2 separate regions of the Homo sapiens genome follow, and region 1 is linked to region 2. Evidence: chromatin loops called from intact Hi-C (ENCODE). Cell type or tissue: MCF 10A. All regions are shown on one strand. Links, peaks and the distances in the headings refer to the core of each region. The heading gives the core; the rest is flanking DNA.

Region 1 (15,949 bases), core at 2,648-10,647, 69 kb before region 2:
TTCCACGCTAAACCATTTTCTGACTGCAGTTTCACAAGAGGCACTAAGCCAAATCTGCTCAGCCAAGCTTCTACCAAATTGATGTCTGATAGAAGAGAAGCAAACTGTGAGAGCTAATAGAGTAGGCAGAATAGTGTCTCCTCCAAAGGTATCTACATCCTCATTCCTGGAAGCTATGGCTATGTTAGGTTACAGAGCAAATGGAAATGAAGGCTGCAGATAGAATTAAGATTCCAGCTCCCCTTAACATGGGAAGATTATATGGATTATCTGAGTGAGTCCAATGTAGTCGCAAAGGCCCTTACAAGTGGAAAAGGGAAGTAGGCAAATAAAGATGTGACCACCCAAGAAAGACACAGTGTTGCTTACTTAGAAAATGGGAAAAGGGGCCACTAACCAAGGAATATAGTGACCTCTAGGAGCTGGAAAGGGCGAGGAAATGGATTCTGTCCAGAGCCTCCAGAAAGGAATGCAGCCTTTCTAATGTCTTAATATTAGCTCAATGAGACAAATGTCAGACTTCTACAGAATTGTAAGACAGATTGTAAATTTGTATTATTTAAGCCTCTAGGTTTGTGGTTATTTGTTACAGCAGCATTAACAACTAATACAGATTAAAATTATTATTTTTACTTTAAGGTATTACATTGCAGCTGGTTTGTTATACATCATTAGATAATAACTGGAACGGAAGAGCAGTTTTTGTCTGTCATTAGATAGTGAACTTTTTGAGCGGAGTCATATTTGTATCCTGTTGGCCTGGTGCTGAATTTAAAAGATATAATGCATATAATTAATGCTGAATGAATAAGTAAATATCAACAATGATCAAATTATTGTATTAGAGTTCTCCAGAGGGACAGAACTAATAAGATGTATATATACATGAAAGGGAGTTTATTGAAAAGAATTGGCTCACACGATCGCAAGGCGAAGTGCCATGATAGTCTGTCTGCAAGCTGAGGAAGAAAGCCAGTAGTGCCTCAGTCTGTGTCCAAAAGCTTCAAAAGCAGGGAAGCTGACAGTGCAGCCTTCAGGTTGTGGGCCCTGGCAACCACCGGTGTAAGTCTAATAGTCCAAAGGCCAAAGAACTTGGAGTCTAATGTCACAGGGCAAGAGTAACGGATGGAAGCACCCATCATGGGAGAAAGATGAAAGCCAGAAAATTCAGCAAGCCAGCTCATCCCACCTTCTTCCACCAGCTTTGTTCTAGCCCAGCTGGCAGCTGATTGAGAGAGGGCTTTCCTCCACCAGTCTACTGACTCAAATGTTAATCTCATCTGGCAATACCCTCACAGACACAACCAGAAACAATGCAAGCTGTCTAGGCATCCTTCAATCCAATCAAGTTGACACTTAATATTAGCCATCACAAGTCCACTCCTCATCTACTTGAACCCATACACATCTCTTGAAATTATACTTAATCTCCAAATAAAGACAATAATAAGGTCATAATTATGCCTAACATAATACAGCTATCCTTTGTACAACCAGAAGCACACTAATTCTTAACCTAAATGCTATTATATAAAGTTAACAACACTTAAATGCTGATATGAAAATAAATCTTATATCACATGATAAAGGAAGACGAAAAGAAATAAAATGAATATATTTTCTTAGTACAAGTATATACATGCACAAACGTATTCTTAACAAAATGAGGAGGAAATACTCATGACAATTACAGTCCTCGTTTCTGCAGCTGGTCATGTGGTCGTAGCTGGTATTGATAATTACCTTTTTTTACTACCCATTCTGTATTTCCATTGCCTTCAGCAAGCACCTCAGCAGGTTGTGATTTTTTTACATGGTGGAGTGACCTGAACCTTCACTCCTGAAGGGTCTGGGCCATTTGTAGTCCTGCCTGATTTGGGTTGTTGTAGTTTCCACTGACCTTAATCACAGGGCATGGTAATACTAAGAGATGTCCTAAGGGGTCTCCTGTATCCCACACATACTCTTCCTTAGCATGTATGTATTCCATACATACTACTTCATAATGGAGTAGTAGTCTGATTTCATCTTGATAGTTTGAGTCAATCACCCCATCTAGCACTGTCACTCCTTTCTTAGCCTGTTTACTTAGAGGCAGAAGGAGCTCAAAGTGGCCAGGTGACAATCTTAACTTTCAGTTTGATGAAATTATTGCTGTGTCTTCTGGTGGCAGCATTCCTCCCTCTAGAACTAAGACTTCTAGGCCAGCAGAACATAATGTTGTGTGAACAGAAAGCAAAAATGTTGCTAGTGGGTCACTAGGGGTGATGGCGAGTGGTGCCACGTCCACTTCCACCCTTGATTATTGGATCCATGTACCCTGGCTATGGGAGAAAGAGTACCATATATTGAACTCTAATTCAGAGCATACACAAGCTTCTGGAGAATTTTACCCTAGCCCTGCAAAGTATTGTCACCTCATTGGCATTGTAATTGTGACTATAAAAGGCCATTTCGTTATTCTATCAATCCAGCTGTTACAGGATGTTGGGGAACATGGTAAGACCAGTGAATTCCATGAGTATGAGCCCACTGCCGTACTTCTTTAGGTGAATCATGGCAGAGATTCCTAGGATTTTGGACTAAGGCTCTATCATCTTCTGCAGATAACTACTCTCCTTAAGAGAGACATTACAGGATCTTGGCCCATTACAGGATCTTGGTAGAAACTAAGTGTTTAACTACGGGTCACCAAGTTACCAAGTGACCTGAACTACCTACCATCAGCTGGGTGCTTTCTGACTCATCTACCCATAAAGTTGGACATATACAACAGCATTCCATCATCAAATGGAAGTGGTACATAAATTATCGGGATCAAGCAGGTCCTGAAGCCACAAATAAGTTACATGAAGAGTGGCTCAAATGCCCATGGTCCCCACTCCTGCCACCCTGACTTCTCTCTCCCATCCTGCACATGTGACCTCATATATAATTCCTTATAATCAGTTGATGGAGGAAGAGAAGACTGGGGCCTCGTTTACAGATGGTTCTGCATGATATGCAGGCACCACCCAAAAATGGACAGTTGCAGCACTACAGCCCCTTTCTAGACATCCCTGAGGGACAGTGGCGAAGGGAAATCTTCCCAATGGGCAGAACTTAGAGCAGTGCACCTGGTTGTGCCTTTTGCTTGGAAAAAAAATGGCCAGATTTGCGATTATATACTGTTTCATGGATGGTACAATGGTTTGTCATGGTCAAGGACTTGGTAGGATCTTGGTAGGCTTGCTCCTACCAGGTCCTTACAATGGCCAAGGACTTGGTAGGAACATGATTGAAAAATTGGTGACAAGAAAATTTGGAGAAGAGGTATGTGGATGGATTTCTATGAGTGGTCGAAAACCGTGAAGATATTTGTGTTTCACATGAATGCTCACCAAAGGATGACATAAGCAGAGGAGGATTTTAATAATCAAATGGATAGGATGACTCGCTTTATGTCCACCATTCAGCTTCTGTCCCCAGTGACTCCTGTCATTGCCCAATGGGCTCATGAATGATGGTGAAGGAACTTGAAATAATAGATTAGGCATGCTTGAGAAAACTAGGGTTGCTTGCTTATGAGGAAACAAGAACGAGGAGACCTTGATAGATATCATCAACTAGTTGAAGTTCTGTCGTATGGAGAGGATTCATGGATGTTTTGTACCAAGATGGATAAGATGAACAGATGTGGTAGCAAGACTGATTTTATTAGAAGATATAGAAAATGTACTTACAATCAAAGTTTCCTGAATTGGCGTTGAGAACCCTTAAGGTGTAGGCACACAATTTTTGCTGGAGATTTTCTAAGGCTTAAAAAAAAAAAAAAAAAGGTTTCCATAATCTTGTGTTTTACAGAAGTGCCCTTTTAAAACATAATATCAAATTCATTATTTCCATGTAAGTCCAAGTCTAAATACTGTTATTTTCTCTTGGGTAATATGGTATTTAGACTTAAGCCTACAGGGCAAATCTTATACTGCGATTAGTGGTTTTCAAAGTCTTTCAATAAATCACGCACATAGAAAAGAAACATTTTCTATGATCTTTCAGGTAAAACAAGGATATATATGGAGCTTAGTTTAAAAATTATTTTTTCTTTATAAGGAAAAATCAAATGTAAAAGATTAGAAAAGATATTAATGTTTTATTAGTATAAAATATCCAAATAAAGCCTCATCAAAATCTTGACAGAAATGTGAACCTGAATCTATGAACATAACTTTTGTTCAAAGCGTTACATTTGCAGCCGGTATATACAATTCCGAGGCAAGACTGACTAGAAATAGTGATTTCTTCAATTTCTGGATGGCATCAAAAAGAAATTATTCTGCATAAATAGGTAATAACATTTTTAAAATCTATCTTTTACTCTTTCAAAATTAACAATAGCTGAAATTACATTTAATGAACTCAGCATCTCCCCATTTTCTTTTACTGGCACAAAGAGTATTGAAAATTTTCATAATAGTCATTAATTTTAAATCAAAAATATTTGAAATAGTTACCTTAAAATAATGACTGATTATTATAATGACTAGCCCAATAATGACTCATTAATGGGCTAGGTGAGCACTATTAGTACAGTTACCTTGCAGTCTGCTAGATTTCACTGAAAGGCTCCATCTGCTTTCATTGGAGAGAAGTGTCTGTCATCAATTCCAGGATTTTGTTTGGAGCTGTACCTCCACGCTATAGACTGGATATTTGTATTCCCTCCAAATTCATACATTAAAACTCCAATCCCCAATGTGATGATATTAGGAGGTGGGGCTTTTAGGAGGTCATTAGGTAATGAGAGTGAACCCTTCATTATAACAATTAGTGTCTTTATAAAAGAGACCCCAGAGAGTTGTCTCGTACTTTCACCATGTGAAGACTCAGGGTGAAGATGGTCATCCATGAATCAGAAAACAGGTCCTCCTCACCAGACACCAAATCTGCCAGTGCATTGATTTGGACTTTCCAGCCTCCAAAACTGTGAGAAATGAAATTCTGTTGTTGATGATCCACCCAGTCTATGGCACACTGTTGTATCATCCTAAATGAACTAAGACATCCCAGAATGGCCAGTAGATTTTCCCAAATTTCCTTCTGACTGGCTCTACCTTGAGTTGTGTACCTTAATCCCTGGACACCTGGAATACAATATCTTCCAATAGCTCCATGAGTTCCTTACACCTAATTGGCAACCATACATTCTGCAGCTGGCTGTAGAGATGGCCAGCTGGTAGTGCACAACTTGGCAAGGCTCTGTATATGGCTAAACAGCAGCAGGTTCTTGATAACATGTACAGGAAGTACCATTAGGTTGGTTTCTACTTAGATGCTCCTTTGAGAATCCCTGGATGGGGTCCCCATAGCTGGAAGTGACCAGTCCTGTGGACTCGAGCTCCTCCAGCTCTCATCTAACCATCTAAAAGCTAGAATGTATCAAATATTGCCAATGTAGCCAGTGGTATAAACCATTCAGAGCACATTGATTGGGAAGCTCTACCATCAACCAGAAAGTAGATGCTTATCGAATATATTTGTGGAGTTCTTAAAACCATCTCTATCTTCTAGCCCTCACTACTCACTGGAAATTCTCTCTTCACTTGCTTCCTTAATACCTAGAATTCCTATTAGTAAAGGAGTTAGGAAAAGGAGATGAGAGAAGGGAACTTAAGTTAATTGAAAGCTGCTGCATGTGAAATAACTTCGGCAATGAACTGAAGATTTAGCTCCCCACAAAGTTCAAATATTGAAATCTTAACCTCAAAGTTATGCTATTAGAAAGTGGAAACTTTGGTAGGAGATTAGATCATAAGAGTAGAGCTCTTATGATTGGCATTAGTGTTTTTATAAAAGACAACATAGAAAGCTAGTAGCTCCTTCCACCACATGGGGATTCAGTGAGAAGCCACAATCTATAAACCACACAGCAGGCCCTCAGGAGACAATAAATCTGCTGGTGCCTTGATCATGAGCCTCCCAGCCTCCACAACTGTGAGAAATAAATTACATTGTTTATAAGCTATCCAGTTTATGGTATTTAATTGTAGCAGATATGGGCTAAGCCAATTTTATTTATGTACATCGTTATAACATCTCTATGACATAAACGTTCATAAAGACTTTCCACATATAAAGGAAATAAAATTTATAAAGATTGATTCATTGATTGTGCAGCTTGCAAACAACATAGGTAAGATGTAAATCTAGGTTAAAACGCCAAATTCAATGATTAGTTTTCTCGACGTGTGCTGCCTCTATGAACTTTAATGAGCACAAGAAAGGTGTGTTCACTAAACTTTTTTTTAACGTAAAGTGTGCATAAACATTTCTTCAGGATATAAATATGTAGCATTTCTCTAGTGCTTCATATGTAGAAAGTTGGAGGCCATTAATTTTACTATAACATCAAAAACAATCCAGATAAGCTGCACAACATTTCTTAAACTCAACAGAAACCTACATGAAGTCAACTCCAAAAAATGAAGGACACTTCAAGGAGACACTTGCTGCCACTGCTGTCATCCCATGAAGAATGGAAAAAGGGCAGTCTGTCTCAGAAAGGGATAAGGAGAAACTTGCCAAATGTTTACAGAACGATGAATGACTGATGTGACAGATCAGAATTCTGAGGCAGCCCAGCCACAAAGTGAGGTGCCCACCCGCCAACTCTTTCCCATAGGTTTTCCCTGAGGCCTGGCAGAAGTAGGCCAAACCCAAGGGCTACACAAAAGGGTTGAGATAGAGCATCCCTGAGCAGTGCAAGGGGAGTCTTCATATGGAGCAGCCACCCTCAGAAGGGGCAGGGGAGGGCAGAGTTTCATTGTAAAAAGAAAGAGAAGTCCTACAAGACAGGTATCAGAATTCAGTAGATAATTTGAGCCTATAGGAGAAAAAAGAGCATTGAAAGAACCTGTGAAGTGTGCATGTAGATAAAGAAAAGTTAGTAGATGTATGAACTAAAATTGGTTTCTAGAGTTTATATGGAGTATGATAGCAGAGAGGCAGTAGAGTTTACTGAGTACAGCTAGACTCAGAAACTAGACTGCTTTGGCTCAAAGCCAGTCACTACTTTGTGGTCTCTAATGTGAATTTGGCAACATGATTCAACTTGCCTGCTTCAAGATTTTCATCTGTAAAATGAGAGCAATGATAGAGTATGACTTATAAGGTCATGGTGAGAATCACATAATCGTGTTCACAGAAAACACTTAAAACAGTACCTGGAACATGTTCTGCAATTTTACTGAGGTTTATGGAGGGAAGACATCAAGGTACTTACACTGTCTCATCTATTGTACTCTTGTCACCAATCCTGCAGGGCTTTTTGAAGCTCTGCACATCCAGTATACACTGTGACCACCAGGGTTGCACACACGCTATTCCTATCTGTTGTGATTGTGTTCTTAGTCCTTCTCTTCTCTGGGTAACGGGACCGGTTTCATGAGCATGAGACCTGTGAATCATATGTAGCCCCAGGCACAGAATGGCCCCAAAACTTGATTTAATGTTCTGCTGCTGCTTTCTTCAAATCCACAAGAATTTTTTAACAAGGGACTCCACATTTTCACTTTTCACCAGGCCCCACAAATTATATAGCCAGTCCTGCTGGCCAGCTTCCTCATCTCAAGTCTTGGCATAGATGCTACGCCTTCTAGGTAGACCTTTCTAAAACTAGGTTAATTGCCACTGTTCTATTCTCTATTAGAATTTTTCACTTTCCCTATTATAGTACACACTACACTCTTAAAAACATTTATCTCTGTGAGATATTAAAAGCTCCATAAAATCAGGAACATGGTCATTCTTGCTCAATATTTTTCCCCCAGCATTTTTCCTGGGCTATGACAATATGTACTCAGCAACTATATGTTGAATGAATGAATGAATATGTTTATCTTGAGAATAAGAAAATCTCTAAAAACTACTGCCTCATGATTCTATCTTACAGATAAATCATGCCAATTTCCCAAAATGGAATTAATCCATGCCAAGTAGAAGAGTCTTGAAGGCAAGGGATCTGACACCCCACTGAGAAGCAATGGAATTCTCCCAGAGGAGCAGCAGCAAGTTTCCACTGTAAGAGGGAAGAGTGAATTAAGAGTGGTGTATCTGTGGAAGGCCGAGGCGGGCAGATCACGAGGTCAGGAGATCGAGACCACCCTGGCCAACATGGTGAAACCCTGTCTCTACCAAAAATACAAAAATTAGCTGGGTGTGGTGGCATGTGCCTGTAATCCCAGCTACTTGGGAGACCGAGGCAGGAGAATCACTTGAACCCGGGAGGTGGAGTTTGCATTTAGCCAAGATTGCACCACTGCACTCCAGCCTGGTGACAAAGCAAGACTCTATCTTAAAAAAAAAATGTACCTGGACATTTTATACTCAATAGTTGTGATGTTTGTTGATAGAGATTAGAATTGCTACCAGCTATGTACTAATAGTTGTCAATTACTGACACTCGTAGAAAGTAAGTAGAGATTGCCAGAGAGTAGGAGACAATAAATGCAAGAGGTTTACAAAGAATCACTGTCCCAAGAATCCTCTCTGCCCAGCTCTCAAGGAGATCTATTTAGCAGGTACAGTTACACATAGTATTTTAACTTGGTAGTTTAGCAAGAAGACTACAATTAGTGTAGTTGTTTGTTTTCTTGTTTTTGAGACAAGGTCTCACTCTGTTGCCCAAGCTGGAGTGCAGTGGCACCATCATAGCTCACTGTAGCTTTGAATTCCGGGACCAAAGTGAGCCTCCTCAATCAGCCTCCTAAGTTGCTGGGACTACAGTCACATGACACCATGAGCAGCTAACTAGATTGAATAAGTATGTTCTGTGAGAAAATTGTTCTTAGGTTCTTACCATACGTATTAGTCCATTTTCACACTGCTGAAAAAGACATAACCGAGACTGGGAAGAAAAAGAGGTTTATTTGGATTTGTAGTTCCATGTGGCTGGGGAGGCCTCAGAATCATGGGTGGGAGGCAAAAGGCACTTCTTACATGGTGCCAGCAAGAGAAAATGAGGAAGATGCAAAAGTGGAAACCCCTGATAAAACCATCAGATCTCATGAGACTTAATCACTACCACAAGAGCAGTATGGGGGAAACCACCCCCATGATTCAAATTATCTCCCACCAGGACCCTCCCACAACACATGGGAATTATGGGAGTACAATTCAAGATGAGATTTGGGTGGGGACACAGAGCCAAACCATACCAGCATATTTTTATGTGCATCTTCTTTCTAAACTGGCCACAAATTTAAGCTGCTTTAGGATAAACAGGTTTGTGATCACCTCTTTACCCTCAGTGAATTAGAAATAATTCATAAAGCACTACTTAATAGTTAAAGGATGCTGTCAACACCAGAACTGGGCTCTAGTCTAATTTCTACTAATTAGCTGGGTTACTTTGGGCAAGTCATTTAATCTTTCTACCCTTCAATATTTTCAAAATAAAGCTTGGATGGTTTCTATATTCCCTCTTAGTTGTAAAGTTCTTAATTAAGAGAGAGGAAAAAATAAAAGAAGAAATACTTTGGAGGTAGAGGTAATCAAAATTCATGTAAAGATGATATTGTTTTGAGATGGAAACAGAATATTGAAATAGAGTCAAAAGAACAGAATCTCTACATATGTGAAGCTGTACAAATTGCACCAAGATTGTTCCCAGAGAGTGTGCCTTCTGTAGAGGGCTAAGTCATAGTTAGGGATACAGTTTAAAGGGGAAAACACAAACAAGGGAGAGCACTCTTGTAAGATATAATTGTGCAGAAGGAAAGGCAGGCTCTATCATTGCACATCATAAATGCAAATCAGTAGAGAAGTATGTAAATGAAAAATGTGCCACCTTTATTTGGCTTTTCCATGCATCTCAGAGTTTGACTAGAAATGTTTCATTCACTTAAAGTAGAGGCATTTCTGTCAAAGGGCTTCCTTAAATGTTTTGTCACACTCAACAGCAATTTCATTGAAAAAATACTTTTAAATTTTTGAAAAGCCACCTCTTATGGAAAATGTGTTTAGCCAGAGCAATTCCTCCTCTTTTCGTCAGCTTTCTGTTCCTGTGCTTTTGAGAGTAGGGTTTAATGGTATCCATCTTAGGGGCATGGACTTACATGAGCAGGCAGTAGGCTTTCTGTATCACAGCTGGGGACACCCTGAATCATAGTGACATGAGTCAGAAAAGATACAAATTAATATATGGTTTGAACCCCCTAAGTTGGGGGGTGTGGAAGGAGGAGGAATATATGTTCTTTAGGGTTAATAGTCTCATAAAGCAGAAGACAGAGATACAGGCAGAGATTGAAGGGTTTTTTTGTTGTTGTTGTTTCCTGATAACTGAAAGGAAATATGGGTAACACAGACCTAATGGTTTGTGTGTTTCAAGAAACAGGAATTTATATTCCAGACTATGACATGAGACATCAGAGAGATAAATCCTTGACGAGGCATAGAGTGCTTCCCATAAAGATCAGGACATGACTGATAAAAAGGAGGTTTATTGATCTTATCAAAGGCCTTAGACCTGAGACTTGTGGGCGAGAGAAAAACAAACAATGTTACAAGTGGAAAACCAGACACTATAAATGTGTATAGGAACTGCCAGGACCTCTCAACACTTGAGCTGAATTGGTGTGGCATCCCTTCTACTTATTTCTATTGATTAAAGAAAGTCCTCGTTCCAGCTCAGACTCAATTCCCATTTATAGACAGGAAAAGTAAGGTTTTGGAAAAGATAAATATTACACTAAAGGTTGCATTGATGGTAAATACTGTAATGGGATTTCAGCGCAAATTTCTCTAATTTTGTATCTCATGCACATTTCACCTTAGTATGGTTCCTTTGTTAAGCTCATCAAAGCATTTGGCCAAGGTGGGCAGATCACGAGGTCAACAGATCAAGACCGTACTGGCCAACATGGTGAAACCCTGTCTCTACTAAAAATACAAAAATTAGCTGGGCATGGTGGCACATGCCTGTAGTCCCAGCTACTCGGGAGGATGAGGCAGGAGAATTGCTTGAACCTGGGAGGCGGAGGTTGCAGTGAGCCCAGATCACACCACTGCACTCCAGCCTGGCGGCAGAGCGAGACTCCATCTAAAAAAAAAAATTATTATATTACTGGGAAAAGATTAAAATACTAGTTAGATAATTATACAATTAGATGTGGGCAGTTTATAAATATTATAACTCAGTTGTTTTTAGAATTTTTGGTCTGTTATTCAACTGTTTTATTAATAGCTCAATATTTTATTAATTACATCAGGCCATTCAAGGTCTTATAAAACCAAGGTAAATTTTCAAATATATTTTATATTTGATCACATATGCATTTTTTGATGTTAAATTAGCTTTATGCTTTTGGAAAAATAGAGATAAAACTGTATTAAATCCTCAAAAATCAAATAGTAACAAAATTCATAGCGTTTAATATATTTCCTGTGACTATAGTACACTATAATATAATATACTGCAAAACTTTTCCTTAATTTCTATATAATTTCTATCCATTTCTGTAACTGGACTGTTTGTAAAAGCAATTGTCAGAGTTATCATTTTTCATGTTTTATTTCATGATTTTTCTCAGATACAGTTGAGAAAATTTTTCTCAAAGTTTATATTTTCCAAAATTATGTATCTTATAACTGCTGAATTGTTAAAAAGCAGATACAGTGGCCTCTGATTCTTTGCCTTCCATTCCTAAGATTGAATTGTGCTGTGTCACAAAGTCACAATCAAGCATTCCCAAGTCATATAAGGATGATACTTCACACTTTGACATTTTCCTCTTTCTAGAAAGGCAACTGAATGAATATAGTAGAAGGATAGGAGGGAATAAATGCATAAGCATACCCAGAATGGGAGAAGACAGCAGCAGGCAGGGGAAAATGGTTACGGTAGCATTGAGTGACCAACCGCTGTTCAGATGAATGCAGACACAACAGAAGACTGCATAGGAGGGAGAAGCTTTTCCTCAGAGATGGAAAAGCCTCAAAGTACCTCCGGCCTGAGAGTGAGCAGCATACAGGAGTGAATGATTAGGTTTTGTGTCCGCACCCAAGTCTCATGTTGAATTGTAATTCTCATAATCCCCATGTGTCAAGGGAGAGATCAGGTGGAGGTAATTGAATCATGGGGTTGGTTTTTCCATACTATTCTTGTGATAGTGAGTGAGTTCTTATGAGATCTGATGGTTTTATAAGTGGATTTTTCCCCTTTGATCAGCACTTTTTCTGCTTGCCGCCTTGTGAAGAATGTGCCTTGCTTTCCCTTAGCCTTCTGCCATGACTGTAAGTTTCCTGAGGACTCCCCAGCCATGCTGAACTGTGAGTCAATTAAGCCTCTTTCCTTTACAAATAAGCCAGTTCAGGCAGTTCTTTATAGCAGTGTGAGAATGGACTAATATAGGGAGTAACAAGGTTGTCTCTGTAGCCTCTGCTCCCATTCTGGTCTGAGTTTCAACACAAGTGGAAGAGCAGATTCCTTAGGGTAAAACCAGATAACCCATCCCAAATTCTCCAGGCACCAAAAATCTGTCTGGGAAAAGAAAAGCCTCTTGGAAGAGATTATGTGAGCATTTGTAATCGAGAAAAATGACTCATTTTTACCTCGGAGAATTTTCATTTAGTTAGTTGATTATTGCTTTCTCTCCTCTCTCTTTGTTCCCCCTTTCTAGAATTAATATTCAACAAATACTGCAGCTTCTGTATACCTCATCTAGCTTTTCTCTTTCTTTTTTTCTTATGTGTGTTTTTCTTTTGGGGTTTATTTGCTTTAATTACTTTTTTACTGACTTCTAGGCAAATTACTCAATCCATCTTCATGATGATTGTATTAATTCATTCTCGCACTGCTATAAAGAACTGCCCAAAACTGTGTAATTTATTAAGGAAAGAGGTTTAATTGACTCACAGTTCCACATGGCTATGGAGGCCTCAGGAAACTTACAATCATGGTAGAAGGGGAGCAAACATGTCCTTCTTCACATGGTAGCAGGAGAGAGAAGTGCCAAGTGAAGGGGGAAAAGCCCCTTATAAAACCATCAGAGCTTGTGAGAATTCACTTACTATCATGAGACTGCATGGGGCTAACTGCCATTAGGATTCAATTACCTCCCACTGGGTCCCTCCCATGACACATGGGGATTATGGGAACTACAATTCAAGATGGGATTTGAGTGGGGACACCGGCAAACCATATCAATTATTAATACTTCTACCACATCAATTTTGATATTCAGTGTTTCACTCAGTTATTACGGTTGTTGTTCTTAAAGTATAAAGAATCTTTGATTTCTACAATTATTTGTTAGCAACTTTTCTCATTTTAGAACTATGATATATCCTATAACTTCTTCTAGCATAAGGAACTTTTTTTAAGTTTGTTACTGCCTCTTCCAGTAGCTCTTTTTTGCCTTTATGTTGTTACTTATTCTTCTTCAAATAGTGTTTGGCCTTTGAGGACCCGTTAATATGCATATGTGAAAGTCCAAATCAGTATTGGCAGATGGTACAGGTTTCCTCAGCTGCTGCAACACTCAATGTTACCTGATGGTCAACCCAGCTGCTGGTTTCAGATCCTGCTGTAGTGAGTAGCCTGGGGTGTGTCTGGTTGGAATGCCTCTGAGGATTGGCTTTTGGTGAGGAGGTGCTCCTTGTTTATTGTGGCAGAAGAATAATGAGAACCTTACTCTTTTTCTCCTCCTGGGATCAATTTCTCATGTTGGAAAAAGCAAGTTACTCCACTTCATTTATAGACCTGTAGTTGCAGCTTTACCTTGGGGGAAAACACTGATGCTTGGCTGAGACTGAATACTGAAACAGCGATTCTGAAATCTTCTGTCAAAATCTCTCTCTCTCTGCTCTATGGGATGCTCTACCCTAGGTCATGCTGTCTCTGATTTGGGGGTTCTCCTGTATGTATGTACATACCTCATATCTGTCTGCGGGTTGCAGTTTCAGCAACTTAATTCTGTTTTCTTTCTACTTTTTGGACAGCTTCCTGTTTCAGGTACACCAGTGGTACCCATAAAGGTTTCCTAGTGGCCATTGATTATCTCTTGTGTTTCTGTTTTGTTTTGTTTTTTTTTTCCTTGAGATAGAGTCTCTCTTTTGCCCAGGATTCAGTGCAGAGGTGTGCTCTCGGCTCACTGCAACCTTCCATCTCCCAGGTTCAAGCAATTCTCCTGACCCAGTCTTCCGAGTAGCTGGGACTACGGGCACGCACCACCACACTGAGATAATTTTTGTATTTGTATTTATTTATTTATTTTAGTAGAGATGGGATTTTGCCATATTGTCCAGGCTGGTCTCAAACCCTGACCTCAAGTGATCTACCCACCTTGGCCTCCCAAAGTGCTGGGATTACAGACCTGAGCCAACATGCCCAGCTTATCTCCTGCTTTTATACTTCATTCATTTTCACTGGATTTTGGTAGTGAAGAAAAACACTCATCAGCTTTTCTAAACCTGAAGTCCAAAGTCTTTCTCTAAAATTTATACTCAACTGCCTCTACTCTAATGGGAACCAAACAAAATAGTAACTATAGAAAAAAACACACATTCTATTATTGAATATGAGAATTATGATAGATGTGCTCTTGGTTTTTGACTATATAATTAGGTCATATGTTGAATGGAGATGGTTGTAATGAGAGTTTATAGCAGAAAACAGGAGGTAGATTAACAAGATATTTAAAAATAGTCTTTTTTGGATAAAACACTTTAGGGCACCCATCACAGCTCAAAATTACGGGCCCTTAAGGAAAATAAAAATAAGAATATTGCATCACAGCATCTCCAATCACCCAAAAAAAGTCAAATAATGAGATTTTCCACTTTCTCCACAAAGAAAACCTCTTATGAGTCCAAAAAACTCTCATTTTACAGTTCATTGTGAATTATAGCATTTCAAAATACAGTGAGTTAATATCTTACATCTTTTCAAGTGTATTTATTTTTAAGTTTATTTATTTCTGAATCATGGTAACTCCTATGCTCCCCTTTAATGCTCCTCTCTGTCTCTCCCTCTTTTTCTTAAGCCGACTTTGAAGTTTATTAAAATAAAGCATTAGCAAACAATATGCAAAAACAAAGTTCTTTAGAGTTACGGCTTTGAAAAGCACAATATAATAAAAACAAATATAGTTTTAGAAGTACCAAAGTAACAGAACTGAAGAATGTTGCTGGAATTTCATTTTCTACAGCATAAATGAAAGCAGAATAAGTACAAATAAGAAGGATGCCTACAGTGCAGACTTCCGCTTGGTCTTCATTATCTGCCTATGAAATATTTTCTTAGGTGAATGTATTTAGGAAGATACAAACATTCAGTTTTCATGATTATAATACTCTGTAATTTTAAAATAAGTGAATTTCAAATTATTACTTAAACCAACCAGGTTAAAAAAGAAAATCACTTGCTTACCCATGATCTTCAAGAGTCTTGACAGTTAAAATATTTTATGAATAAATCAAAGTTACATCATCTCCAAAGGTATTAGAAGGGACAATCTGACACTAAAAGATTTCTTTTTTACAAAGATCTTGAGATTCTTTGGCCTCACTGGTAGTTTGTAATAGTGAACACCAACTTTTATTAAGAAGGTACTATTAACGGGGGAAAACTCTACCTTTACACAAAGTTCTAAACTTTAACATCTTCAAATAAGCCCTTAAAGGATAATGATTTATGATGATTTTAAAACTTTTAAGAACTGAGTAATTTGGACAAGAACCATATCAACCTTTTTCATTCTGCCATGAATGATTGAAGAATTCTGCTCTGGGACTCGATCTTTTTAACAAAATAACTCCTCCCATTTTACAGCAATTGCTACTAGCAAATATTATAGCACGCACTCTTACTTCAAAACAAAAAAGAAAATTGATGTGTGAGATTTCCTTTTACTTGATTTCTTAAACCATCCAATTTTAGGGTGTGACTTCAATTATAATACAGTTGTATTTC
Region 2 (15,949 bases), core at 3,368-11,367:
ACTTTTTCATCACTTGAAATCATGACTTAGGATATTTGGTCAAACTATACATCAAAATGGATTCATCATATATTTGTCTCGAAAGAATTTCCTGATAAATTCCAATTAATTTTGATTTATATCTCTGCCTCCAGAAAACCAATAACCATCTTTTATTATTGGCCAATTTTTTTTTTTGACAGAGTTTCACTCTTGTTGCCCAGGCTGGAGTGCAATGGTGTGATCTCGGCTCACTGCAACCTCTGCCTCTTGGGTTCAAGTGATTCTCCTGCCTCAGCCTCCTGAGTAGCTGGGATTACAGGCAAGTGCCACCACGCTGGGCTAATTTTGTATTTTTAGTAGAGATGGGGGTTTCTCCATGTTGGTCAGGCTGGTTTCGAACTCCCGACCTCAGGTGATCCACCCACCTCAGCCTCCCAAAGTGCTGGGATTACAGGTGTGAGCCACCGCACTCAGCCTATTTTTGGCCTTTTTTTTTTTTTTTTTTTTTTTTTTGAGACAGAGTCTTGCTTTGTCACCCAGGCTGGAGTGTATTTTTGGCCATTCTTATCATCTCCCTTTAACTCTTCTTCTGAAGAAAGGGAGAAAAAAAAGAGATGAAGAGAACTGGCCTTGTCTGCTCCTGAAATATAAAGTGAAGACTATAGGTTCAAATGACTTTAGTTGCCTCTAAATGGTTTCCCACTTATTTGTTCATAGATACCAAAAGAAATAGGTTAAAAATTTAGGTCAATGGATAAGCACATTTAACATAAACATTTTTAAATAACCAAAATAAAATTATTCATACTTCTATGCATTTATTTTTATGTATTTTCTCCTAGCCTTTATCAGCTTAGTAGGAATTGAGTAACTGTAAACCTCAAATCTATGAGCAATGCCAACTTGTCATTAGTGCCTCAGAAACTAATGGTTTCTAAAGAGAGAAAATGGTACTTTAATGAATTTTATTATCTCTGCTACCTTCAGCTTATGCAAGAGGCCTTTACAGCTTGCTTGAGAAAAAAAATTAAGTAGCTACAAATATCAAAAATAGCAGCTCTCTCTATGCCATTCGTATTTCAAAACTGTATCAAACACCTTTAAAAATGTTTTATTTCTAGAATTTGGTTCTGTTAGTTCATATGTGTTTTTTTTCTAAAATAATGACTGATGACTATGAAGATTAAAAGGTATTTTTCTAAAATAATGACTGATGATTATGAAGATTAAAGGGTATAATGTAAGTTTTTGTGAAAGTGCCCAAGAATGATTTCTAAATAAAATTATCACGATTCTTGATTTTTAAGTGAGTGTAACATTCAATGCAAATAGTACAATCAAAGCTTTTGAAGTCATTTTTTTCTCTTAACTGTAAATATTCATGTACATATAGAAAAGCATTGAGATAACCAACTCATGCTTAACTGATCAGTCGAAAACTCTTTTTACCTGTGATGCACAGAGAAGTGAATATAAGCACATCTTGTGAATACTCACCTACCCAGGTGGACTAAACAATAGGATATGTTAAATTCTCCTTTAGTAATAAATAATAGCTTTATGAATGTTGTGTTTGAATACAATTACTTAAGGAGAAGAAATAATGAAATCAGTTCATTAGAAAAGATAGCCATAGAAAAATGTAATGAATTTAAATGACCCTAAATAAAGATGTAATTATATAACTTGAATTTTTTTTTTTTCCAGTGCAAGTGAAATTTCTGTCCACAGCAATTATGTTGTCATGCTTTTCTATGTGTTTTGAGCTTTTTTGTGTATTTTCAGTCTATCTCCTGTAGTTGTTTTTTTGGGGCGGGGGGTTTTGTTGTTTTTTTTTTCTTTTTTCTGCCTAGACTCCATTCTTTCTCATGGAAAATCTGTTCTCTTATTTTTAGAAAATTATCCCTTCCCCATTACCCATTTTACTTATGGTCTTATAGGGAGTTGTTATTATATCGTCATACATGACTCTTTCACCTCTGGAAAGAGGAGAAATCTGGAAAGAGTGATTTGTCTAGGAGCAGGGATGCAAACCAAGTCAGTCCTTCAGCATGTTTTTCTGGAATTTTTCACATGAGAGAAGGCTATTTTCCAGAAGGCAAAGTTGGAAATAAACGAACTCCTATCTCCTATCAGCTATTGTTCTGGTACTTTGCAGAAAGTAGATTTGATATTGTAGTAGTTGGTATAGGAAGATATCCCATAAATAGGATAACTTGATTCTGACCCTCCCAGGACAGCACACATTGCATGTATTAATATTTGTGAGTGTTAATTTTGTCATGTATTAATACAATGAACCCTGTAAAACTGAGTATGAACAAGAACCAGCTATAGAAGAGGAAGCTGTTGAGTTACTTCTCAGATTTTCTGGACTGAGCAGAGATTCTTGAGTTCGGTGACCTTACCAGCTTGGTCAAACCTCCTTCAATCTCATCCAAGTCATCTGGTCAGTGTTTCTGCAGGGTTCAGAAGTACCAAGAGCACTGTATAAATCTTCTCATCTGTACCTATGTCCTTGAGGCTAGGGAAACCATGGATTGCCTGTTCTAATATTTATGTGGCACTGATAACATTGTATGCAAAACAACTTTCTACTGAAGAGAATAAGGCCAATATCAAAGAGAGGAAAAGCTGAGTGATGGAGGGTCCTGGCCAAGCTCAAGTCACTGTTAGCAATGTCTGCAATTGTTTCTGGAGCTGCTTTTTTCCTCATCTTTCTTACGGTTGAGTACTTTAGCTATTCCTTTCAGTGAATAGCACTACAATCTTCCAAGATAATTTTCTTTTGTGCTAAGTTTGAGTTGTATATATGTAAAAATCAAGAGTTCTGATTGATACAGAAACTGTCCATAGAGCTTGACACACTGTAGATGATATACTCTAGAATATGACAATAGAGACAAGACAATAAGTCTCCAAGGATCCATGCATTCTGGGTTGGTAAAGAATTATTTTGGGTAGGCAAAACCAATAATGTTAGTTACATTATGAGGATCCATACATTTTTGGTTGGTAAAGAGCTATTTTTGGTAGGCAAAAGCAATGAAATTAGTTAAATTATGACATATTAGCCCTTAGTACCCTAGATACAGATTGGCACAAAAATATATGTTTTAGGTAGCCCATTAAAAATATGTCAACTATGTACCGACTGCTTCTTAGTTAGGTAAGGCACTATTAAAGTGAAACATATTTGAGCCAGAGCCTGTCCATCCCAAGAAAGATCAGGGACAGCTGACCAGATAGAAAAGAGCAGCTACATGGTCGCTCATTCAGCCTGATTAAGACCATAATTTAAAAAAATTGATTTACGGCCAGGTGCAGTGGCTCACACCTGTAATCCCAGCACTTTGGGAGGCTGAGGTGGGTGAATCATGAGGTCAGGAGTTTGAGACAAGCCTGGCCAACATGGTGAAACCTTGTTTCTACTAAAAATACAAATATTAGCCAGGTGTGGTGGTGGGTGCCTGTAATCCCAACTACTCGGGTGGCTGAGGCAGGAGAATCACTTGAACCCAGGAGACGGAGGTTGCAGTGAGCCAAGATCACACCATTGCACTCCAGCCTGGGCAACAAGAGCAAAACTCCATCTCAAAAATAAAAAATAAATAAAAATAAAAAATAAAAATTGATTTAAAAGATTAGTTATAAAAAAGTTATGTATATATCTTTGATGTACTTTTCCTGAGATCTAATGAGATTTGAAATATTTTGTATTTATATTAGCTATTTATATTTGTTTTTTTCTCTTGTAGGTTATCTGTTAACATAATTTCCAGTTTTCTATAGTATCTTAGAGAGAGTGAATAGAGTTATTTCTCTAAAAAGTTTGTGAAAAAGAGTGAAATTTTTAAAAAGTAGCTGAGGAGTACATGTAAATGAAAAAAGCATTTTTTTCAGTTGGCTTTATTTTTGCTTTTAACATAAATTTGAGGATATCCAAGGGCCAATGAATAGCTCCAAATATAGTATAAAATATGGCTATGTAGGTGTTGGGAATAAAAATTGATAGTAAAAGTTTCTGAAGAAAACAAGACAAAGGAACATGAAAACATAGATTAAGATAATTATTTCCTAATCTTCAATTCCCCAAAGTTCTGATAAAATTATATAGAATTTTAATTCCATAATGTTATTTTTCTCAAAATACATTTCCTATTTTTAAATAATTTTATGTAAAATTTACAAGTCTCCACATTATGAAGCTTGACTTAGACTTACCATCATTCAAAGATATCTCAGTTTATCAAACTTTATTTGTGGTTCACTTTTGCATTTTCATAATGTGTATGAAATCACTTCCTCAATTAGATTTTTAGAAAAGTTGATGCCTGGATAATGTACTTCCTGAGTGCTTCTGTATCTTAGTATCTTTTTATTTTGAATTTGCAGTTGAATAATATTAATCTAAATATAGAAATTTAGATGAAAATATCATAAAAATGGCCATACTGCCCAAAGTAATTTATAGATTCAATGCTATCCGCATCAAGCTACCATTGATTTTCTTCACAGAATTAGAAAAAACTACTTTGAATTTCACAGGGAACCAAAAAAGAGCCTGTATAGCCAAGACAATCCTAAGCAAAAAGAACAACGCTGGAGGCATTACACTACCTGACTTTGAACTATACTACAAGGCTACAGTAACCAAAACAGCATGGTATTGGTACCAAAACGGATATATAGACCAATGGAACAGAACGGAGGCCTCAGAAATAATGCCACACACCTACAACCATCTGATCTTTGACAAACCTGACACACGCAAGCAATGGGGAAAAGATTCCCGAATGGTGTTGGGAAAACTGGCTTGCCATATGCAAAAAACTGAAACTGGAACCTTTCTTTACACCTTATACATTAATTAACTCAAGATGGATTAAAGACTTAAATGTAAGACCTAACACCATAAAAACCCTAGAAGAAATCCTAGGCAATACCATTCAGGACATAGGCAAGGGAAAAGAGTTCATGACTAAAACACCAAAAGCAATGGCAACGAAAGTCAGAATTGACAAATGGGATCTAATTAAACTAAAGAGCTTCTGCACAGCAAAAGAAACTATCATCAGAGTGAACAGGCAACCTACAGAATGGGAGAAAATTTTTGCAATATATACATCTGACAAAGGGCTAATATCCAGAATCTACAAAGCACTTAAACAAATTTACAAGAAATAAACAAACAACCCCATCAAAAAGGGGATGAAGAATGTGAACAGACACTTCTCAAAAGAAGACATTTACGTGGCCAACAAATATATGCGAAAAAGCTCATCATCAGTGTTCATTAGAGAAATGCAAATCAAAACCACAGTGAGAAACCATCTCACACCAGTTAGAATGGCGATCATTAAAAAGTCAGGAAATAACAGATGCTGGAGAGGATGTGGAGAAATAGGAATGCTTTTACACTGTTGGTGGGAGTATAAATTACTTCAACCATTGTGGAAGACAGTGTGGCAATTCCGCAAGGATTTAGAACAAAAATACCATGTGACCCAGCAATCCCATTACTGGGATTTGGTATACACCCAAAAGTTTATAAATCATTCTACTATAAAGACACATGCACACATATGTTTATTGCAGTGCTGTTCACAATAGCAAAGACTTGGAACTCACCCAAATCCCCATGAATGATAGACTGGATAAAGAAAATGTGGCACATGTACACCATGGAATATTAGGCAGCCATATAAGAAAGGATGAGTTCAGGCCAGGCGCGGTGGCTCACGCCTGTAATCCCAGCACTTTGGGAGGCCGAGGCGGGTGGATCATGAGGTCAGGAGATCGAGACCATCCTGGCTAACAAGGTGAAACCCCGTCTCTACTAAAAATACAAAAAATTAGCTGGGCGCGGTGGCGGGTGCCTGTAGTCCCAGCTACTCGGGAGGCTGAGGCAGGAGAATGGCGTGAACCCGGGAAGCGGAGCTTGCAGTGAGCCGAGATTGCGCCACTGCAGTCCGCAGTCCGGCCTGGGCGACAGAGCGAGACTCCGTCTCAAAAAAAAAAAAAAAAAAAAAAAAAAAAAAAAAAAAAAGAAAGGATGAGTTCATGTACTTTGCAGGGACATGGATGAAGCTGGAAACCATCATTCTCAGCAAACTAACACAAGAACAGAAAAACCAAACACTGCATGTTCTCACTCATAAGTGGGAGTTGAACAATGAGAACACATGGACACAGGGAGGCAAACATCACACACTGTTCCTATTGGGGGTTGGGGAGGCTAAGGGAGGGATAGCATTAGGAGAAATCCCTAATGTAGATGACAGGTTGATGGGTGCAGCAAACCACCATGGCATGTTTATACCTATGTAACAATCCTGCACGTTCTGCACATGTATCCCAGAACTTGAAGTATAATTAAAAAATAAATTAAATAAATAAATGAAAATAGGACAAAGCAAAAGTATCATGGCATAAAAAAAAGAAATTTAAATGAAAATAAGTCTTTTTAAAATTTTCACAATCTTGATCCATTGCCTCATATCAAAGCCAAAATAATGTAGACAGTGTGTTCTAAATTTTCTTTCTTTACAGATGAAGAAACTGAGGATCAAAGTGCTTAAATTATTAATAATTACCCAACCTACCAGCTTTTACAATATTTAAAACAACCTATAGCCCAGCTACAGAATTTAATTACACCACTAGGCACACCAAAGTGAAGGCCTCAGCCTCTATTTATTGTATTTTAGTGAATATAAAGACAACTCAAGAAAGTTTATTTAAACACATACTTATCCCTGATATGTTGGTCTTTTCTGATGCCAAAAGACAAGTCATATTCGGCTTTTCTATTTTGCTTTGAAATCAATCATTTAGCCTAGCTCAAGGCAGCCTGCTTTTGAAATGGAAATTATCAACCTAATTCCTTATCTAGTTACTCTACTTAGAAAACACATTATTTTAGACATATCTACCAAAGTATAGCTTATCTTTAAACATAAATGGACAGCATTCACATATATTTTCCTCATTTCATGCCACTGCTTCTCCGCAATAGAACATAGCACTCTTTAACATCTTACTTTAAGTTACACATAAATAAAAATGATATATATGTTGCTTGCCTTTTGTAATACAGCAGATGACGCATATTAATTGGGTTTTGAATTCATAGCAATAGCAGCATGAATAAAACACATCTTTTAGAGTCTTAGATGAATAATGTATTCTAATATCTGGAAAATTTTCCAAATGTATGTTAATAAAGTTAGTTTCTCAACATTGCCAGTGAAGAGTCCTTCCCCTTCAATGAATGTCATTAACTACCATCAATTCAATATTCAGTTTATAAAAAAATAAACTACTCAGATAGAAAGTAATCATTTAAATTGGAAATTTTTAATAATTTTAAATCTAATACAATCTTTTTATCAAGAGTTTCTGTTTACAAATACCATTTAACTTAAGGATCAAAATTAATAGGAAACCACTTCAAACTCAATTTTGTTTATTAAACAGTGCAGTGAATACAGGAGGACTTCCAAAGACCTCATAATATAACATATTACGTTTTCAGGCAAAAACACAGAAGAGTTAATTGCCCAACTTTAATAGCGTGATGAGTGAATGTGTTTCAAATTACTTGGTGTAATTTGTGCTAATGTAACAGTTTTTGGCCTTTTCTATTACATTTTAAATGTAAGTTTAGATTCTGAAAGTGTGGGTATCTACATATAATATACACATATGTATACATTTCAGTGCATGCATATATGTATGGGTATGTATATGTATGTATGTATCTGAAAGCATAACAAAGCGTAAAAGGAGTGTCTTTGAAAATTGTTCTGTAGGCACCAGAAGAGACAGATTGATAACAGGACAGATATCCACAGTAAATCAATATCTGGAACTGTAGCCAAAAGACTGGTCTAATAATTGTGGTGGCATTGCATCATTGCTGGAACAGCTGCTGGAAGTACAGGATGCTGTTGCAATAGTGTCTCAGTTATTTCAAGTGGTACATTAGTATGTTTTACAATGTGCTATAAAGGAATACTTGAAGGTGGGTAATTTATTTAAAAGGAGGTTTATTTGGCTCACAGCTCTGCAGGCTATATCAGAAGCACGGCACCAGCATTGGCTTTCTAATGAGACTTCAAGAAGCTTCCAATCATGGTGGAAAGTGAAGGGGTATGTCACATGGTGAGAGAGGGAGTAAGAGAGAAAGGAAGGAGGTCCCAGGCCCTGTTAACCAACCAGCTCTCTCATCTAATTTCCAATGATACCAGAAACCTGAATTCAAGAGCATCTGTTTATGGCTGATTTAAAGTTATGAAACTTGCCATTGCAAAATTCTAACTGAGACAGTGAAAAAGGTATGACCTAAATGACTCCATCTTGCTTCTAACCTCCAAACTGTCCTTGTTTATTCTTGTACTTTGGAAGGAACTTATAGTTCAGCTTTGAAACAAATATGATAACAGTTCTTTCCCAAAACAAACCTTTTTACTGCCTGTGGACTAGACTGCCTAAACCCATAAGATTAGAAGTTACGGTAATTTTACTAAATAATTCAGGGTGTAGCTATTTTCATTAAACCAATATCAATGTTATTAAAGATTACACAAGCAAAGATCATTCTGTCTTGGGCTGGGTTTATAATTTTGTAACCCCTGTGCCAAATTTTGACAACTTATAGTATTTGGCAGGGATACGTATGAAATTACTTGATTAATAAATGCAAACAAAAATGTATGCTGGTAATTCTTAAGACATTTCTAGTATCATTTTACCCATAATTTTAAAGCTTGCTTATTTATTAAAGATTTTACTTAAGTAACATAAACTTGAAAAAGCATTTGACTAGTCTTTCCTTTTTCTGATAAAGTATTTGATTTAAGCACTTATATTTTTCTTTAAGCCAATTAATTAATGCTTATATATATTTTAAGTAGTGAAACATTGTGTACACAACACATAAATATATAGATGTTTTAGGCATACTGATAGAAGTACATCTTATAGATTCATAAAGACCTTTTCTTTTCACATCTTAGACTATCAGATTCTTGAAAACCTGTTTCACAACATAAACTTGAAAAAGCATTTGACTAGTCTTTCCTTTTTCTGATAAAGTGTTTGATTTAAGCACTTATATTTTTCTTTAAGCCAATTAATTAATGCTTATATATATATTTTAAGTAGTGAAACATTGTGTATACAACACATAAATATATAGATGTTTTAGGCATGCTGATAGAAGTACATCTTATAGATTCATAAAGACCTTTTCTTTTTGCATCTTAGACTATCAGATTATTGAAAACCTGTTTCACAACCCTAGGCAGTTGTCAGCTAAATAGTCTTAAATTTGCATATTGAAAGAAACAACTCAGGTGAAAATCAAATAGCAAAATTTACATCATAAAGTACAGAGAAAAAAAGTCTGGTGGTGCTAGAGGGAGATTAAAGAGGGATACAAAATCAAACATAAAATTATAGAAATTTATCATAGGATTGTGTAAGGAGATCAATTTTATTTACATAAGGACTACCTATCTTTTATCTGGATCTCTGAGCTCTGGGCAGAACCCAGACTGAATCCTGGGTCTCCAAAAAGGAAGAATTATTTTGAGGTTAGACCACATGATGCTTTTACAGTGCACTTAATTTTTTTTTTCTGACAAAGGCTTTTCTAAGTGTCTAAACTACACTCTTCTTTTAAAACCCTAGAGTAGCCTCTGTTGCAATAGTTATTAATGAAGAAAACAGAATTCAGTCAACGGAGAAGAAAACAAACTTTTGCTCAAAAGGAAGACAAGGTCCTGGGAGAGAAAAAAACAAACATGAAGGTCTTTTAAATACAAACATGCACAGATACACACACAAACACACACACACATCTTGGATGTTAGCTTTTAATTAAGCTGACTTTTAACCATTGAGCTCCTTTTTTTAAAAAACGTCTTTTAAAATCTCATTACTATATTTCAGCTAGGACAAATTGCTGCTATTTCAGAAGTACCAAGTATCAAACCAAAAAGGGCTTGATTGAGGAATCAAAGCCAGACTGTTTTGGTGGAACAGAGGGAAGGCAGAACCTTAGCTATCGAACTGCAGTGTGGGGTGACAGCCATTCCTTTCAGTTTGGTCTGGCTAGCAAAAAGGTGGCCTTGTTATATAAATAAAACCCCTTTAGGAGTCAAAATAAAAAAATATGTCCTCTTTTCTTTTTCGCCTAGCACACCACCTACCACCCTTTATTGTGTGTGTGTGTTTGTGTGTGTGTGTGTGTGTGTGTGTGTGTGTGTGTGAGAGAGAGAGAGAGAGAGAATTTAGCCACTTCAGAGGCCTTGCTCCTCATAATTTGGAACTTTCTTTTCCTTTATTTGGATTTGATCAAATTGGATAGAGTTAATCAAACCCAATGGGAAAAAGACGAAAACAGCAAAAACAGAAACAAACAACAACAAAAAAGCAGTTAAGCAAAACAAACAGTGGCATAACTTACATGATCACTGAACACTACAATGGTAAGAGGAAATTAAGATCAGCTGGTTGTTAATCTCAACTTTAGCCAAGACTAACCCTAATTCAGTTTCTTACCTAGGGATGGGACTCAGGCTGTAGACAGCTCTCCACCATCCTAGAAGTGGAGGAAAAAAAAAAAAAACTCATCTTCCCTGTTGGAAGTGAGCTCAAACTCCATAATGGAGTTACCTGTCTTCTTTCTTCATGGAAACAGGAAATCTTGCCTTCCTTTTGGAAACAAGTAAAACTCCAAAAAAAAGAGGAATTGTACAGCAAAGTAAACATTAGGTCTCAACCAAATTTTGGGATTTCATGGATTCTCTGGAGTGGGTGCTCTCAGACCTTGGCAAATTGTCCTATTGGTTTGAGCCATATGGCTAACTCATGCTGGTACCAAGCACTGATAGGAGATTTGTCAAAGGTCAGGGACATCTCCACTCAGGATCCCTTCATAGTTACCAAAATGTGAACCCCAAAAATCTGAGACAGGTCTCAGTTAACTTATAAAATTTATTTTGCCAAGGTTGAGAATGCATGCCCATGACACAGCCTTGAGATTCTGATGACATGTGCCCAAGGTGGTCAGAGCACAGTTTGGTTTAAGACATTCTAGGGAGACATAAGACATCAATCGCCATATGCAAGATGAACTTTGGTTTGGTCTGGAAAGGCAGGACAACTCGAAGCAAAGGTGGGAAGACTCAAAGTGGGGAGGGGGCTTCCAGGTGATAGGTAGAAAAGAGACAAATGATTGAATTATTTTAAGTTTCTGATTAGCCTCTCCAAAGGAGACAATCAGATATACATTGATCTCAGTGAGCAGAGGGGTGACTTCGAATAGAAGGGGAGGCAGGTTGGTCCTAAGCAGTTCCCAGCTTGACTTTTCCCTTTTAGTCATTTGGGGACATGAAGACTCATTTTCCTTTCAGAATACAACAATTCCTTATCCATATTTCCCCAAAGTCTTACCTCTTCCTTGCGTTAACTCAAAAGACCAAAGTTCAAAGTCTCATCTGAGACTCAAGACAAGTTCCTACCACCTATGAACCTGTATTTTTTTTTAGTTATTTACTTAAGATACAATGGTGGTACAGATATTGGATAAACATTCCCATTTCAAAAGGGAGAAATCAGCATATAAAAAGGGAGAATAGGCCCCACATAAGTCCAAAACACTGCATGACAGACATTAAACCTTCAAGCTCCAAAATAATCCTTGACTCCATGTCCAACATCCAGGGCACATTGGTGCAAGGGGTGGGCTCCCAAGGCCTTGTGCACCTCTGTCCCTGTGGCTTTGCAGGGTGGCTTTGCAGGGTGCACCTCCGTCCCTGTGGCTGCTCTCACAGGTTAGAGTTGAGTGGCTGTGGCTTTTCTAGGTTCAAGGTGCAACCAGCTGGTGGCTCTACCATTCTTAGGTCTGGAGGAGGGTGGCAGCATGATTCCCACAACTCCACTAGTCAATGCCCTGGTGGAAACTCTGTGTGGGGGCTCCGATCCCCTCTTTATCATTGGCACTGCCCTCTTTGCGTCTCTCTGTAGGGGCTCTGCACCTGTGGCAGGCTTTTGCCTGGGCACTTAGACTTTCCCGTACATCTGAAATCAAGGAGTAGGCTGCTAAGCCTCCATCACTCTTGCATTCTGCACACCTGCAGACTTAACACTACACCACGTAGAAGCCACAAAGGCTTATGGTTTGTGCCCTCTGTAGCATCATGCCAAACTATAGTTGGGGAGCTTTGAGCCATGGCTGGAGTTAGAGATGCAGACATATGGGGAGCAGTGTCTCAAGGCTGTAAAGACAACAGGGCCTTGGGCCTGGCCCCTGAAAAACATTATTTCCTCCTAAGCCTCTGGGCCTGTGATGGAAGGGGCTGCCTCAAAGACTTTGAAATGCCTTTGAGGCCTTTTTCTCATTGTCTTGGCTATTAGCACTTGGATTCCTGTTATTCATGCTAATTTCCCTAGCAAGTGTTTGCTCTACAGCCTGCTTGAATTCATCTACTGAAAACGCTTTTTCCTTCTATACCACATGGCTAAGTGGTAAATGTTCCAAATTTTTGTGCTTTGCTTCCCTTTAATTGTAAGTTCCAACTTTAAGTCATTCCTTTGCTCCCACATCTGATAATAGGTTGTTAGAAACAGCAACATCACATCTTGAATGCTTTGCTGCTCAGAAATTTATTCTGCCAGATGCCTGAGGGTATTACTCTTAGGTTCAACCTTCTGCAAATCTCTAGGGCATGAACACAGTGCAGCCAAGTTTTTGCTAAGGTGTAAAAAGGCTGATCTTTACTCCAGTTCTCAGTTACTTTTTCATTTCCATCTGAGACTTCATCACACTGGAGTTCATTGCCCATATTTCTTTCAGCATTTTGGCCACAATCATTTAACCAGTCTCTAAGAACTTCCAAACTTTTCCTCATCTTCCTTCTTCAGAGCCCTCTAAACTCTTCCAACCTCTACCCATTACCCAGTTCCATAGCTGCTTCCACATTTTCAGGTATCTTTATAGCAATGCCCCACTTTTCAACATCAATTTTCTAGCTACTATTATCTGAAACATGTTTAATATGTATTATACCTAAAATATTCGTTTTCTTCCTCATACATAGTTGCTTCCTGGTATCTGGTTTAGAAATAATATTAACATGCCAAATGTCAAGGAATTGAAGGAAGGGCCTATATGAGTAGTTAAATTAGCTGTATTGTTTTTGTTTTGTGGATTTTGTTAGTAATTTTTTTGTGTGTTTTGCTTTGGGACCTTTTTTATTTTGGTTTTGCAAAAAGTAACTTAAATAGTTTAATAATTGCTTCATATAACATGGAGGTAGAACAGGAAAAAATACATTCAGCTATTCTTATTATGGATTAAGTGTTCAAATAAACCAGTGTGAGATAATAACACTGTCAATTAATTGGTGGGATTAGCCTTGCCATTTTATTTTTATAAATGTGTATTTTTTCTGAATGTGTCTTGAGTCCAAGAGTGGACAAAAAATAATTTTCTACTTTGCACTAATTTATAAAGGTATTTGAAAGTCTGTATTACTAATTTGTTAAATTCGTGATATTCTGCCTATGACATAAATTGTAAACTTTTGTTTTTCTAAAAAAAGTAATTGACCACTTGTAAAAGAAATAATGCCCTATGCTGATGAAAATTCACACAATGTTATGATACTCAAGTATAGAAATTGGGCACAGGATATATTCTGATTAAAATTTCCTCAAAGATCAACTTGAAGGATAGCTTTTGACTCTCCTTCATGCATATACCCCTTTTCATATTTCTCCTTCTCAAAGAAATATTTTTTCTATCATAGCATGACTACCCATTATGTAACCAAAAGCACACAGCTTCACTTGAAAAAGACAACTCAAATATCATCAATTACTCTTTATACTTCCAAATCTAAAATCTTGATTTACTGAATTGTTTTTCCCTGGAACTCATCAAATTTGGTCTCTGTGCTTTGTTATTTCTGAGCGAAATCATAAGGCTATTTACATGTACATGAAATGTGCAACTGGTCCCAGAGCTATCAATGGTATCTAAACCTTTGTTCCTACATGATTCATCCCATGAGTCTTTCACCTCTTGTAAAAAACACAGCTCTTGCCTTTTGCTACTTTCTGTGGTTTTTAAAATTTCTTTTTGATTCCCACTAATTTCTGAGGATTCTAATCATTCACAAGACTTGCCAGCACATGTTTGCACAAACTCCATTTTGTAGCAGCAACCTTATTTTCCTCTGAGAGGCAGAATTGTTTACCCAAATACTCATCGTAGGCCACTTTAAAAAATATGTTGTCTAGGTGAATCAGAAGCTTAAATTGTTCCAGTTGCAATGTTAACTCTTACTTAAATAAAAGCACTGTTTTTCACCAAGTAGAAATATTTTTTTTCCTTTGGACATGGAATCTCTAATTAAGATTCCCGGAGATTAAGAAATCTTTTTCAAGTGGGAAAGTATATGTAATAAAAGAGAAATATTGTTCATTGACTTTAAGCATACACAGCACTCTATAGGGTAGCCTCCCAGTTTCATATAGTTGAATTGTCCAGATAGCTCTGCACTTGAATCTTCTTGGGCCATCCCACTTTTCTATATATCACGAACTACTTTCATTTAATGAATTACATTATAAGATCAATGAAGAGTTGCATGGGTATCAGACTTTTTCTTATTATTTTGTTTGAAAGTGAGTTTCTTGGCTAATAGCAAGATTGTGTGGGAAGTTCTGAAGAAAAAATATATGTGTGTATGTATATATATGTTGAGTATATATAAATTAATGGAAGGAAGAAAAATATTGTACAGAATGAAGAATACTGTAAATATTCATATGTAGCAAAAAATATTAAAATAGATGTAACAGAACCTATGAATGTTGGAAAGGAATACTTAGAGATAATGGAGATGATATTGTTTTCTAAATGTGTTCACATGAAAAAAGCAACAATGAAAATATAATAAACTATCACACTTAGATATTTGTTGCTAGCCATAGTTCCTTCACTCCATGACTTTGTTGCCAACAATAGTCTACATTTTTTATGGTCTAACCTTAATTATAAACATCTCAGCATTTATTAGGGCCATGTATGTTTGTAAATAATATAATCTCTAAACATTTTAACGCAATTGAAACATATAAATAAATGAGGAAAATATGTATAATAATTTAAGATAACAGACTAAATGTCTCTAACCTTATAAACATAAGGTTTATCTTTATCTCAAGAATATAGCAATACTACTATGGAAACAGAGGTTAGCATAAACATTATCCTATCATAAATTACAGGTGTATTCTAAGTCTTCTAGTGGTTACATTTAAAAACATGCAAGGAAATTGGCAATAATATGTTCAGAATGGTATAAGATAAGGTTACTTCCATTCAGTGGATAGAATTTTAGTGTTCCAAATTATGACCATTTCCTGCAGAAGGTTTTTTTTTTTTTCTGTAGCAGCTACTTTTAGAAGATAAGACTATTCCATAATTAATTTCCTGTTGTTTTTTGTTATGCTTCTAGTAATGTGTTTCTGTGCTCTAATAGGATAAAGATAGTGTTACAAAATAAATGTAATGCATATTTTCCATTTTTCAAAGCCTTGTCTTTGAAAGCATGAAAAGTTTTGAGTTTAAAATTGTAAGTTATGTAAATTACATCCAAACAAATGATTGTTTAGAAAGTTTAAGGTCCTTAGCCGTGTGCTAGTTCCACTGAAAGATAAACATAAGCATAACCAACTTCCTATTAAAAGCTTAAGGGGAATACAGCCAGGAGCAGTGGCTCAGGCCTGTAATCCCAGCACTTTGGGAGGCAAGGCGGGCAGATCATGAGGTCAGGTGTTCGAGACTAGCCTGATCAACATGGTGAAACCCCGTCTCTACTAAAAATGCAAAAATTAGCCAGGCGTGGTGGTGCATGCCTGTAGTCCCAGCTACTTGGGAGGCTGAAGC

Evidence for each region. Hi-C counts contacts between places; a loop is a spot of excess contacts. Peaks named below come from ENCODE experiments on the same cell type or tissue, not always from the same donor. Only the 100,000 strongest peaks of a DNase experiment are listed, where the experiment ranks them.
Region 1: a loop joins it to region 2, with 2.9 times the contacts of the local background. A loop is called at or near these places in 2 of 110 quality-filtered maps.

The regions. Positions count from the first base shown.
Region 1 is chr5:18,262,275-18,278,223 of GRCh38, reverse strand. No RefSeq gene overlaps it. Among named protein-coding and RNA genes, the nearest start is that of LINC02223, 460 kb to the right of the region's middle. In MCF 10A, for the core only: no CTCF peak of the experiment used is centred there; a DNase peak (open chromatin) is centred at 7,063.
Region 2 is chr5:18,194,305-18,210,253 of GRCh38, reverse strand. No RefSeq gene overlaps it. Among named protein-coding and RNA genes, the nearest start is that of LINC02223, 400 kb to the right of the region's middle. In MCF 10A, for the core only: no CTCF peak of the experiment used is centred there; no DNase peak of the experiment used is centred there.